Linked DNA regions of Homo sapiens: region 2 is linked to region 1. Evidence: chromatin loops called from intact Hi-C (ENCODE). Cell type or tissue: CD4-positive, alpha-beta T cell. All regions are shown on one strand. Links, peaks and the distances in the headings refer to the core of each region. The heading gives the core; the rest is flanking DNA. Region 1 has its middle 11 kb from the start of FERMT2. Region 2 has its middle 14 kb from the start of PTGER2.

Region 1 (5,384 bases), core at 51-5,050:
AGGACAGAAGTTTAGACTCTGTGGTTTAAAAAAAAAAAAAAAGAGGAGCCATTTAAAAATTGGTTTGTGGGCCAGGCGCGGTGGCTTATGCAATCCCAGCACTTTGGGAGGCTGAGGTGGGTGGATCACAAGGTCAGGAGTTCGAGACCAACCTGGCCAACATGGTGAAACCCCTTCTCTACTAAAAATACAAAAATTAGCCTGGTGTGTTGGCATGCGTCTGTAATCCCAGCTACTGGGGAGGCTGAGGCAGGAGAATCCCTTGAACCTGGGAGGCAGAGGTTGCAGTGAGCCAAGATCGTGCCACTGCACTCCAGCCTGGGTGACAGAGCAAGACGCTATCTCAAAAAAAAAAAAAATGTTGATGTGTGGTAGTAATATTATGAAAGCAATGTTCAAGTAAGATTAATCTGGTAAAAACATGCATGATGGTTTGAAAGAGCTAGGGACTGGAATCTGAAAGGTTGGTTCGGAATCTGTTCATAACTTAGATGTAAGAAAAAAACCTTTGGTTGGTAAGATAAATAATAGGGGGTGGAGGATGCAGGGGATTTCAAAAATAGTATTAACAAAAAGTTTCTGAGCATTTTTGATGTTCCAGGCACTGTCAAGTCACTTTAAATGTTCCTTACAATAACCCTTAGTTTTTATTACTATCCTTATTTAATGTGAGTTCACTGATGGACAGATCGGTTATCTGGTTATACAACTTGTCCTAAATAAGCCACACAGCTGGTATGTGGAAGATCTGGGACTAAAACCTAGGTCTAAAAAAAAGATGGTCATAAATGCTTCAAAGTTTTTATGCTGAGGTGACTGGAATAACAGGGGTACTCCTGGACAGGGAAATGGAAGTTTAAAGGAGATGATTTCAGGGAGCCAGGTAAAGATGAAGAGTTTTTAAAAAGTAATACTGAACTTGGGGTGAAAGCATCACATTCAGTGGAAATGTTTAAAGGACAATTAGATAAAGAAGGCTGGCAGTCTTGTGAGACGATCAGATCACACAGAGAAGTCATTAACACAGAAGTGAGCCCTAATGAATGGCTCAGAGTCCCCAAATGAGGCTGCCCCTTGGGTCGCTGTTCCCCACAGGCAGAAGTAGGAAGAAGAGTTATCTAAGGTAACAGAGAAGAAAGGATCAGAGCTGAGAAAAGAATCAGATTAGTTAGGTGAGCCAAAAAAAAAAAAAAGAAGAAAGAAAAACTATTTGAAGAAAGAAAGGTTGGTCAACAGTATCAAATGACATAGAAAAGTTCAGGAAAATAGTGACTGGCAAAAGTTACTCTTAACCTTGCAGAGGACAATTCTAAAGCTGATGGAAAACAGATTTCCAAGAGTTAAAGAAGATAAAGGGAGGTTTGCCAGGGAAAGAAAAGCAAGAAATAAGATGGTAATTTGGAGGTGCACCAGAAACAAAGACACTTTTCAAAGCAAAGAAGACCTAAGCACGAGTAAAGACTATGAAAAACGTAAGGGGGATTTAGATTGATTTGTGGTTATCAGGAAGAACAAAGGAAAAAAAAAGAAAAAGAGAATATAAGAGGAAATATTTGTTTAAAAGATTCTTCATTGGGATAATTCCAAATATCCAGGAGGAAATAGGAAAAGCCCTGCCAAGCTAGAAGAAATACACATCAATTTTCAAGATTGGGTTGTTGGAAGGCTTTAACCATCTTATAAAAGTAGAAAGGCCCAAGAGGCTAGAGTAAGTTGATCACAAATGTATTTAAACAAATACTGTCAATATTAGTCAACGAGAGGGTGGGGCTGCTTGAGTTATTGTGCTGATCGGATGGAAGCCCTTCCCAGGTCAGATCTGGGCCAGGATGTAAGAAAGGAAGGATGTGATTGAGATTAGTTTCAGTATAACTAGGGCAGAGAGTCAGAGGCCATAGAGAAACCAGCGGTGACAGCACAGAAGTGCATTTGCCAGCCTAGAAGTGCTGCTGCCACCTGTGAGAGTCACTGGAAATCCACAGGCCAAGAATCCAGTCCTCACAGCTGCCTTCATCCTACAATGATGGATCAGTGTTTCCTTGTTAATAAACATGTAGGCTTCTCCCTGATTTTTAGTGTTATTTATTGTCTAGCTGGTTCCTCCTAGTTTTGGGTGGCAGGTAAACTGCTGACTCTCAAACCCATTCTGAGAAATGTTCCCTACCCTTTGTCCTTTGTAACACAATGTCCTCTTTAAATGCATAAACCCTCTGTTCTTTCCCAGGAGTTGCAATTCCACTAAAAGAGCCAAACCAGAAAGTCATCTAAAATTTCAACTGCCCTAGGGCCAACTCAGTCCACCTTGGAAGGACAGAAGTGCATGTTATCTACTAGCTCTTGAGAGGGTGCTCTCAGGTGACAGGGAACAGAACAGCAGCTGAACATTGCCATCTGGTGCCTGGGAGGTGTCACTGTATAAACCTTTCTTCTCTCTTGAACTAAATTCAACAAATAATTCATTAAGAATTTAGGCTCGGTGCAGTGGCTCTTAAGCCTGTAATCCCAGCACTTTGGGAGGCCGGGTGGCTGGGGCGGGGTGAGGGGGTGGACCACTGGCATCCAGGAGTTTGAGATCAGCCTGGCCAACATGGTAAGACCCCGTCTCCACCAAAAATGCAAAAAATTAGCTGGGCATGGTGGTGTTCCCCTGTAGTCCCAGCTACCTGGGAGGCCAAGGTGGGAGGATTGCTTGAGCCCAGGAAGTGAAAGCTGCAGTGAGCTGTGATCGTGTCACTGTACTCTAGCCTGAGTAACAGAGTGAGACTCTGTCTCAAAAAAAAAAAAAAAAAAAAAAAGAAAGAAAGAAAGAAAGAAAGAAAATAAAAGGGAGAATTTAGGCCGGGTGTGATGGCTCATGCCTCTATCCCAGTGCTTTGGCTTGGGAGGCCACGATGCAAGGATCACTTGAGGCCAGGAGTTCAGACCAGCCTGGGCAACAGAGCAAGATGCTATCTCTAAAATAAAGCAAAACAAATACAAGAACTTAGTAAACAAATGAAAATGTGTCCCTACACCTATTAAAAGATACACTCTTGACCAGGGGTGGTGGCTTAGGCCTGTAATCCCAGCACTTTGAGAAGCCAAGTCAGGTGGATTGCTTGAGCCCAGGAGTTCAAAACCAGCCTAGGCAACATGAGGAGACCCCCCCAACCTATAAAAAATTTTTAAAACTTAGCCGGCCATGGTAGCATGCACATGTTGTCCTAGCTACCTGGGATGCTGCAATGGGAGGATCACTTGAGTCTGAGTCTGGGAGGTCGAGGCTGCAGTGAGCCGTAATTGCACCACTGTACTCCAGCCTGGGTGACAGAGTGAGACCCTGTGTCAAAAAAAAAAAAAAGATAACTCTTCATTTTTAGGTTCCATATAATTTCCTTCACCATATAAACAGACTCTACTATCTTCCATTTAGATACATAAAGAAACAAGTCCCTCTCGATCACATATCTCCCTATATTTTTACTTCTGTGTTCCTTTAAACACAAAACCACTCAAATGAAAGGCCTGTATGTAATAGCTTTGCTTTCTCAATTTTCGATTACTTTAAAACTCACCCCCACATTTGCATCTGAAGAAAACATGTCACCTCAAAATATGCTTCTTTTTTTCACATCTGTATGAATCAAAACTGCCTCTTTGACATAAAAATTATTTTTGAGCTAAAGGCAATTAAGATGCAGTAGAGGAAAAGCTCTCTTTATCCAACCTCCTTTTCTGCCTAAAGACAGGCTATAAATTCTCCTTTGCTGGAGACCACTCTAGACTCTTACCAACCCAAACATGGCACCAGAGTGATTTGCAAACAAATTTTATCTGTTAGTTTCCTCCAATATATTTAACTTTCCTTAGAAGTCTAAAATTGCTTTTCTTTGTCTGTTCTCTACAAATGTATTGTTCTTTGTTGAAGATGCTGTATATGCTGTATAAGCCATTGATCTGAGTTACTTTTCATTGAAATTTCTCCCAGATGATGTGTGCTGTATGCATTAATTAAATTGTTTGTTTTTCTTTTGTTAATCTGTCTTTTGTTATAGGCATCCCAGCTAAGAACTACGAGGGGTTGAGGGAAAATTATTTTTCCTCCCCAATACCTCTGTTTCTATCAGTCCACTGAGTCAGTTTTTTAATGTCACCAATAATCCTCATGTGGCATAAGAAATGGTGCCCTTTCCATCCTTTTCTTCGAATTCTCTCAGCCGCTTGCCCACTCTCTCTTTCTGAACACACACTCCTCTTGGAGTCTGGACATTGCCGTCTTTGAGCTTTTCCTCTACCTCTCTTTTCTCATTTTTCAGACTTCCTTGCTTTCTTGCTGGCTCATCCTCTAGCTGATCTCTGAAGTCAGCATGCTATAGTACCTCTTTTCTTCTCTACATACATTCTCTCTCCAGCTGATCTCCTCATACCTTGAGGCTTAAAATACTATCTCTCTGTTGATGATTTCCAAACCTCTAGCCCAGACCTGTGCTTGAAGCTCCAGACCTGTAGATCCATGTGTAGTAGGCACTTCAAACTAAAATGTGCAGTGTGAGACTCTGGACTTTTCCTCCAATATCTACTTCTGCCCCAGTATTTTTCATCCCATCAGATAATATCACCATTCAACCCATTTGCTCAACTTACAAACTAGGAGTCAACCTTGATTTTCCACTTTCCTTTACTGCCAGTCTGCAATGACTAGTTTAACACTACATCCTGTTGGTCTGTCTCTAAAACAGATCCCAAATTGTTCCACTTTTCTCCACCTCCACCACCCCACCCTAATCTTAGCTACTGTCTTCTCACTTATATTATTTATTCAGTAGCCTCCTAAGTGGCCTCTCTGATCTTTCCCCTTCCAATCCATTTCACTACACAGCAGCCAGAGTGATCCTTTAAATCTGTAAATCACAACATTTACTCTTCTCTTAATAACATCAGTAGCTTTCCATCACACTTAGAATAGAATCCAAACTCCTTATCATGGCTTGAAAGGCCTCACAGGATCTGGACCGTCTACCTTGCTGACCTCTTGCTCACTGTATCCAGTCATTCAGGACTCCTTACTTTTCTATCTTAGCACATACCATTCCCTTGGCCCCCAGGCTTTTCCCTGCCTCTTCTTGTGGCTCTATGTTTCTCAGCCCCAGTATCATCCCTCAGCAAGGCTTTTCCTGGCCAGGCAGTCTGTAGTAGCCTTTACCACACTGCATCCCCACCACCCCATTACTTTCTATTTCCTCATTTGCTTTTGTTCTCCTATAAAACTTACCAAGAATTCAAAATTATCACATTTGTTTGTTAGCTTATGATATTGTTTGGCTCTGTGTCCCCACCCAAATCTCATCTGAAATTGTAATCCCCATGTGTCCAGGGAGGGAAGTGATTGGATCAAGGGGGCAGTT
Region 2 (5,384 bases), core at 113-5,112, 660 kb before region 1:
GCTAAGTATTTGTGTGTCTAACATATCTAAACATAGAAAAGGTGCAGTAAAAATATAGTATTAAAGGAAAAAATGGTTCACCTGTGTGGGGCACTTACCATGAATGGAACTTGTAGGACTGGAAGTTGCTCTGGATGAGACAGTGAGTGGGTGGTGAGTGAAGGTGAAGGCCTAGGACATTACTATACACTACTGTGGACTTTATAAACATTGTACACTTACATTACATTTATTTTTAATTAAAAATAGGGTTTTTTCTTTGATAGTAAATTAACTTTGGCTTACTGTATGACCACCATATACGCAGTCCATTGTTGACAGAAATGGCTTCATCAGGACATGGTTCTATTATATCTTTATATGAAGCAGAGGCGATAGTAGAAAGTATTTCGTCCATGGCCATGTGGTCTTGGATAAGTCATTTAGCTTCTCTAAACCTCAATTTCCTTCCTTCTTGCAGGTTGTGGCAAGGCATAAATATACATAAAGCTCTTGGCATAATATTCTACTCATTATGGTTGACCAACAAATGATAGCTAATTAGTAGTGGTGGTAGTGGTAATTATACTTGTAATGATCGTAAAAGCTCACATAACTAAGAAAGCATTGTCCCCAAAGATAAATGCGTAAAAAACATGAACAGAGAATTCTCAAAGGAGAAAATAAAACTCATGAACTTGGAAAAATGTTTGACCTCACCAAAAGTCAGAAAAGTTCAAATTAAAGCCATGAAATGGCATTTTTTCACCCACCAAATTATCCAAACATTTTTTTAAAAGTAGTACCCAGTGGTGGGAGGGTGTGTTGAAATCGATATTTTCATACATTGCTGATGATTTATAAATTAGCACAACTGTGTTAGGAAGTAATGTGTAAATATGTACTGTCATTTCCCCAAAAGATCATATTCTCTGATTTAGTAATTTCAAGGCTGAGATTCACTCCTTGGAACAGACCCCAAACATGAAAATGCTACATGCAAATGAATGTTCAATGTAGTTGTTCTTGAATAATTAAAAACAATCTAGCTGTCCAGCAGTGGGAGAAATTACTACAATTTACTCAGTAGATATGATAATTAGAATGTTACTCGGAAAATATAAGAAGTAAGGCCGGGCGCGGCGGTTCACACCTGTAATCCTAGCACTTTGGTAGGCCGAGGTGGGCAGATTGCTTGAGCTCAGGAGTTCGAGACCAGGCTGGGCAAAATGGTGAAACCCTGTCTCTACTAAAATATAAAAAATTAGCCATGCATGGCTAATTTTTTACGTGTGGGCGCCTGTGATCTCAGCTACTTGGGAGGCTGAGGTGGGAGAATCGCTTGAACCCGGGAGGCAGAGGTTGCAGTGAGCCGAGATCACGCCACTGCACTCCAGCCTGGGCGACAGAGCGAGACTCCGTCTCAAAAACAAACAAACAAACAAGAAGTAGTCCAGGCGCGGTGGCTCACGCCTATAATCCCAGCACTTTGGGAGGCCGAGGTGGGCAGATTGTTGGAGGCCAGGAGTCAAGACCAGCCTGGGTAACAATAGCAAAAACCCCGTCACTATCAAAAATACAAAAAATTAACCGGGCGTGGTGGCAAGCACCTGTGGTCTCAGCTACTCATGAGGCTGAGGTGGGAGGATCGGTTGAGCCCAGGAGGCAGAGGTTGCAGTGAGCGGAGATTGAACCACTGTACTGCATCCTGGGCGACAGAATGAGACCCTGTCTCGAAAAACAGTTAAAAAATTAAAAAGAAAATACAATATGAGAAAATAAAACAGGAAGCAGCATTGTATGTGTATTGTATAGCAGACAAAAGTGGAAAGACATATTTCAATTTAGAAACAGTAATATTAAAATGTATGATTATGGAGAATTGCTACTTTTATAATTTATAAATTATAGTTAATTAAAATTAGATTTTGATAATTATTTCCACATGAGTTCTTTCTTCTTTAAATGACACCAAAATTTAACCTCAAAATCTTGGCAAACACTGACAGCCCTGAGTTTTTTTATATTGCTCCTCTAGAGGGAGCACAAGTGCTTAAAATACTTCATAACCATGACAATGTTTCACAATAGTCAAGAATTTTAGAAGGGCAAGAAAACACAGTAATCTACTGCAGTTTATCAGTAGTGTAGTCTGGTGTAGATAATCTAGTCTTAGATACAGAAGACACCCTCTAGCTATAAATAATTTATTTTCTATTATTAGAGCTGCTTTTAAGTGACATCAATTTTCTTGCATTGAATATATCATCTTTTTGAGTTGAAGTTCCCAGTAGACAGGAAAATGATGAAAAGGAAAAGAAAATCAAGGATGCAAGCTACTCTCAAAGTCCTAATGTTACTGACATGGAATTATAGTTTAATAACTTTTCCTTAAACTTCCAAAGAAAAGTGCTATCAGCCCATTTAATTTTTTTTTTTTTTTTTTGGTTGTTGTTGTTTGTTGTTGGTATCCTATTAATGTTGAGTTCCGCAGAGCACCAAGAAAAGGAAAGGAAAGAATTTGTATCTTTGATGTATTAGTTAATTTGACTAGGTGCCTACCCAGGCAGGGCAAATCTGATCAACAATCCAATGTGTCTCTTGCTATGCCAATTGCAAAAGGAGATGGGGTTTCGCTTTGGACGGTCCTCAGGGTCAGCCACTTTCTAGCTCTGAGTCCACTCTAAATGTTCTCAAGTTTGTTCGATTTGAATTTCAAAAACCCTAATTACGGTGCATAATTTCCTTCTGTAACCCAGTTTTGCCACAAAGCTTCTTGGAATCAAGAGCAACATGAACAACCATAGCTTCTTCACAAGTACTTATTCCTCCTTCCATCTTTATACACCCAGACAACAAAAAAGGCAATAGAAGATGGGGATGATAGGAACCTGAGAACTCTTTTTTCTTCTGACCTGAACAATGAACATCTTTTCAAATAACATAACAAGTCGTAAGAGAACAGCAGATGAATTATTTCACATGGAATCTAGAGGTAGAAATGCCCCATAAAACTTTTCTATTTGGGGAAGGCTTGCTCAGGAATCTCATTTCCTCTATTGGGTGTAGTCTAACAGATGAGATAAAAGGCCAGGATCCTGCAGGACCATCCCCGCTGTGGAGCCCTTGCCCAAAACGGAGGTGGTGAGCTTCACTCCCTGCCTGTCGGGACATCTTCATCCATCTTCTTTGCACTTTCAAACTACTACTACTACTTAGTATTGTAATCACTTTTTATTATTTAAAAGGATGTGAGCATTGTAGAAAGTTACCCTCCAAAAACCCAAAACCCCTGCTAATTTAACTTAAGGTTCTCCAGCTTTCCATATCAATACATTTTTATCTTATCTAATATCTAGTCCATATTCAAGTTTCCACAATTTATTCCCAAAGTGTCCCGTATAGTTCATTTGTTCAACCCACAGCCCAATCCAGAACCATGCATTGCTTCTGGCTGAAATGTCCTTTGAGTCTCTTGATCGAGCCCGATTTCTCTTCTTCTTCCTCCTTTTTTTTTGTTTTGCGACAAAGTCTTGCTCTATCACCCAGGCTGCAGTGTTGCAGTGTAATCACAGCTCACTGCAACCTCGACCTCCTGGATTCAATCAATCCTCCTGATTCAGCTTCCCAAGTAGCTGGGACTACAGGTGGGCACCACCATGCCCAGCTATTTTTTGTGTTTTTAAATAGAGATAGGATTTTGCCATGTTGCCCAGGGTGGTCTCAAACTCCTGGGCTCAAGCAATCGACCCACCTCAGCCTCCCAAAGTACTGGGCTTACAGGCATGAGCCGCTGCACCCAGCCCTATCTTTCTTCTTTTTAATGACTCTGACTTGTTGAAGAGCCAACCAGGCCAGTTTTCCTAATTCCTGACTTTGTCTGCTTGCCATTTACCATGGCATTCAACTTGTTCCTCAACTGCTGAAGTTTACATCTGAAGTTAAAACTAAATACGATGAATTCAAGTTAATTTTTAAATCTATCATAGATGGTGGTATACTTCACATTGCATCTTCATCATATTAGAGAACATAAATAGTAATTGCTTGCTAAGATTCATCCCTAGGTTAGGGTAATAGTCTAAGCCTTTTATTGAGTGACAGAATGCTGATTTTCTAATTCTGTCATTCTTCTACATTCTTGGCAAGCATTCTTCTGAAAATAGAACTTTCTCTTTCAGCTGGAGCTATTTGGTTACTCTAAGATACATTTCTTACATAAAGGTTAGATAAATGCTTAATTCTTTCTTTCATTACCAATTGTCAAAGTATGAAGTCAATTGTCAAGCCATCTCAAATGATGGCTTACAAGTTCTCTTTTTGGCTTTCTCTTTTTTTAATGTCCCTATAGAAATATGGATTTTTAAAATTTAGTGTGATTCAATTCATTAAATCAATATTCTTTTTGATGTTCAAATTGTTGCAAATTTGGGTAAGGGTGGGCTCCCAATTTGGACATACTTTTTATTTTTATTTTCCATTAAAAAATATTTTTAGCATTTCTTTTGTATTTGTCTACCTATTTATTTTTGTACATGAATAAGTTCTTTAGTGGTGATTTCTGAGATTTTGGTGCACCCATCACCCAAGCAGTGTACACTGTATCCAGTTGTAGTCTTTTATCTCTCACCCCACTCCCGCCCTTTCCCCCACTCCCCAAAGTCCATTGTATCATAGGCCTTTGCATTGGACATACTTTTTAACTTAGATTTTACAGATAATATTCCTTCCTCTGGGCATTATCTCAGTCCCCAATTTATGCTTAATATTTTCTGTTTATGTTCTTCTCTGTCATTGATTTAGAAATACTCTTATACCATATATCTGTGTACGTTTTGTCTACTATAAAAAAGTTTCACTTTTTAATTTTCAGGTTTACAATTCATGTCATAAAAACTATCCTTATTTGCCAACTCAGTGATTTGTTGTCCATTTTCTTATCAGTTTTCAAAATTTTATTGTTGTTGTCTCTTCTCCGACAACAACACGGTCTCGTGGAGAGGTAGGCAGGAGCCAGGGCATGAAGAGTCTTATATGCCAAGTTGGAGAATTTAGACTTTCACCTGAAGGCGATCAAGTGACATTGAACAGGCATTGCAGAGGAGTATCATGATCAGATCTCCTTTTTGGAATGATCAGGTGATCAGGCTACAATATAGAGTATTTCACAGACGTGAATAGGACTAGAGGCTGGAAATCCAGTGAGGGACCTAACCTGCAGTGATTTAAGTAACCAGCCCTAAGAAAGTAGCAGTGGGTATACAGAGAAGTGAACAGCTCTCAGTGTGTTTAGAAGTAGTCACAAGGGCAAGATGCCATGGCTCATGCCCACAATCCCAGCACTATCAGAGGCCAAGGCAGGAGGATTGCTCAAGCCCAGGAAGTCGAGGCTGCAGTAAGCTAAC

Evidence for each region. A loop is a pair of places that touch in the nucleus more often than their neighbours do. Peaks named below come from ENCODE experiments on the same cell type or tissue, not always from the same donor. Only the 100,000 strongest peaks of a DNase experiment are listed, where the experiment ranks them.
Region 2: it touches region 1 in a loop (10-fold over the local background); 12 of 110 quality-filtered maps call a loop at or near these places.

The regions. Positions count from the first base shown.
Region 1 is chr14:52,958,921-52,964,304 of GRCh38, forward strand. No RefSeq gene overlaps it. Among named protein-coding and RNA genes, the nearest start is that of FERMT2, 11 kb to the left of the region's middle. In CD4-positive, alpha-beta T cell, for the core only: a CTCF peak has its summit at 2,387 (motif pointing left); DNase peaks (open chromatin) are centred at 1,901 and 2,381; H3K27ac peaks cover 342 bases.
Region 2 is chr14:52,297,866-52,303,249 of GRCh38, forward strand. No RefSeq gene overlaps it. Among named protein-coding and RNA genes, the nearest start is that of PTGER2, 14 kb to the right of the region's middle. In CD4-positive, alpha-beta T cell, for the core only: a CTCF peak has its summit at 2,011 (motif pointing right); a DNase peak (open chromatin) is centred at 2,026.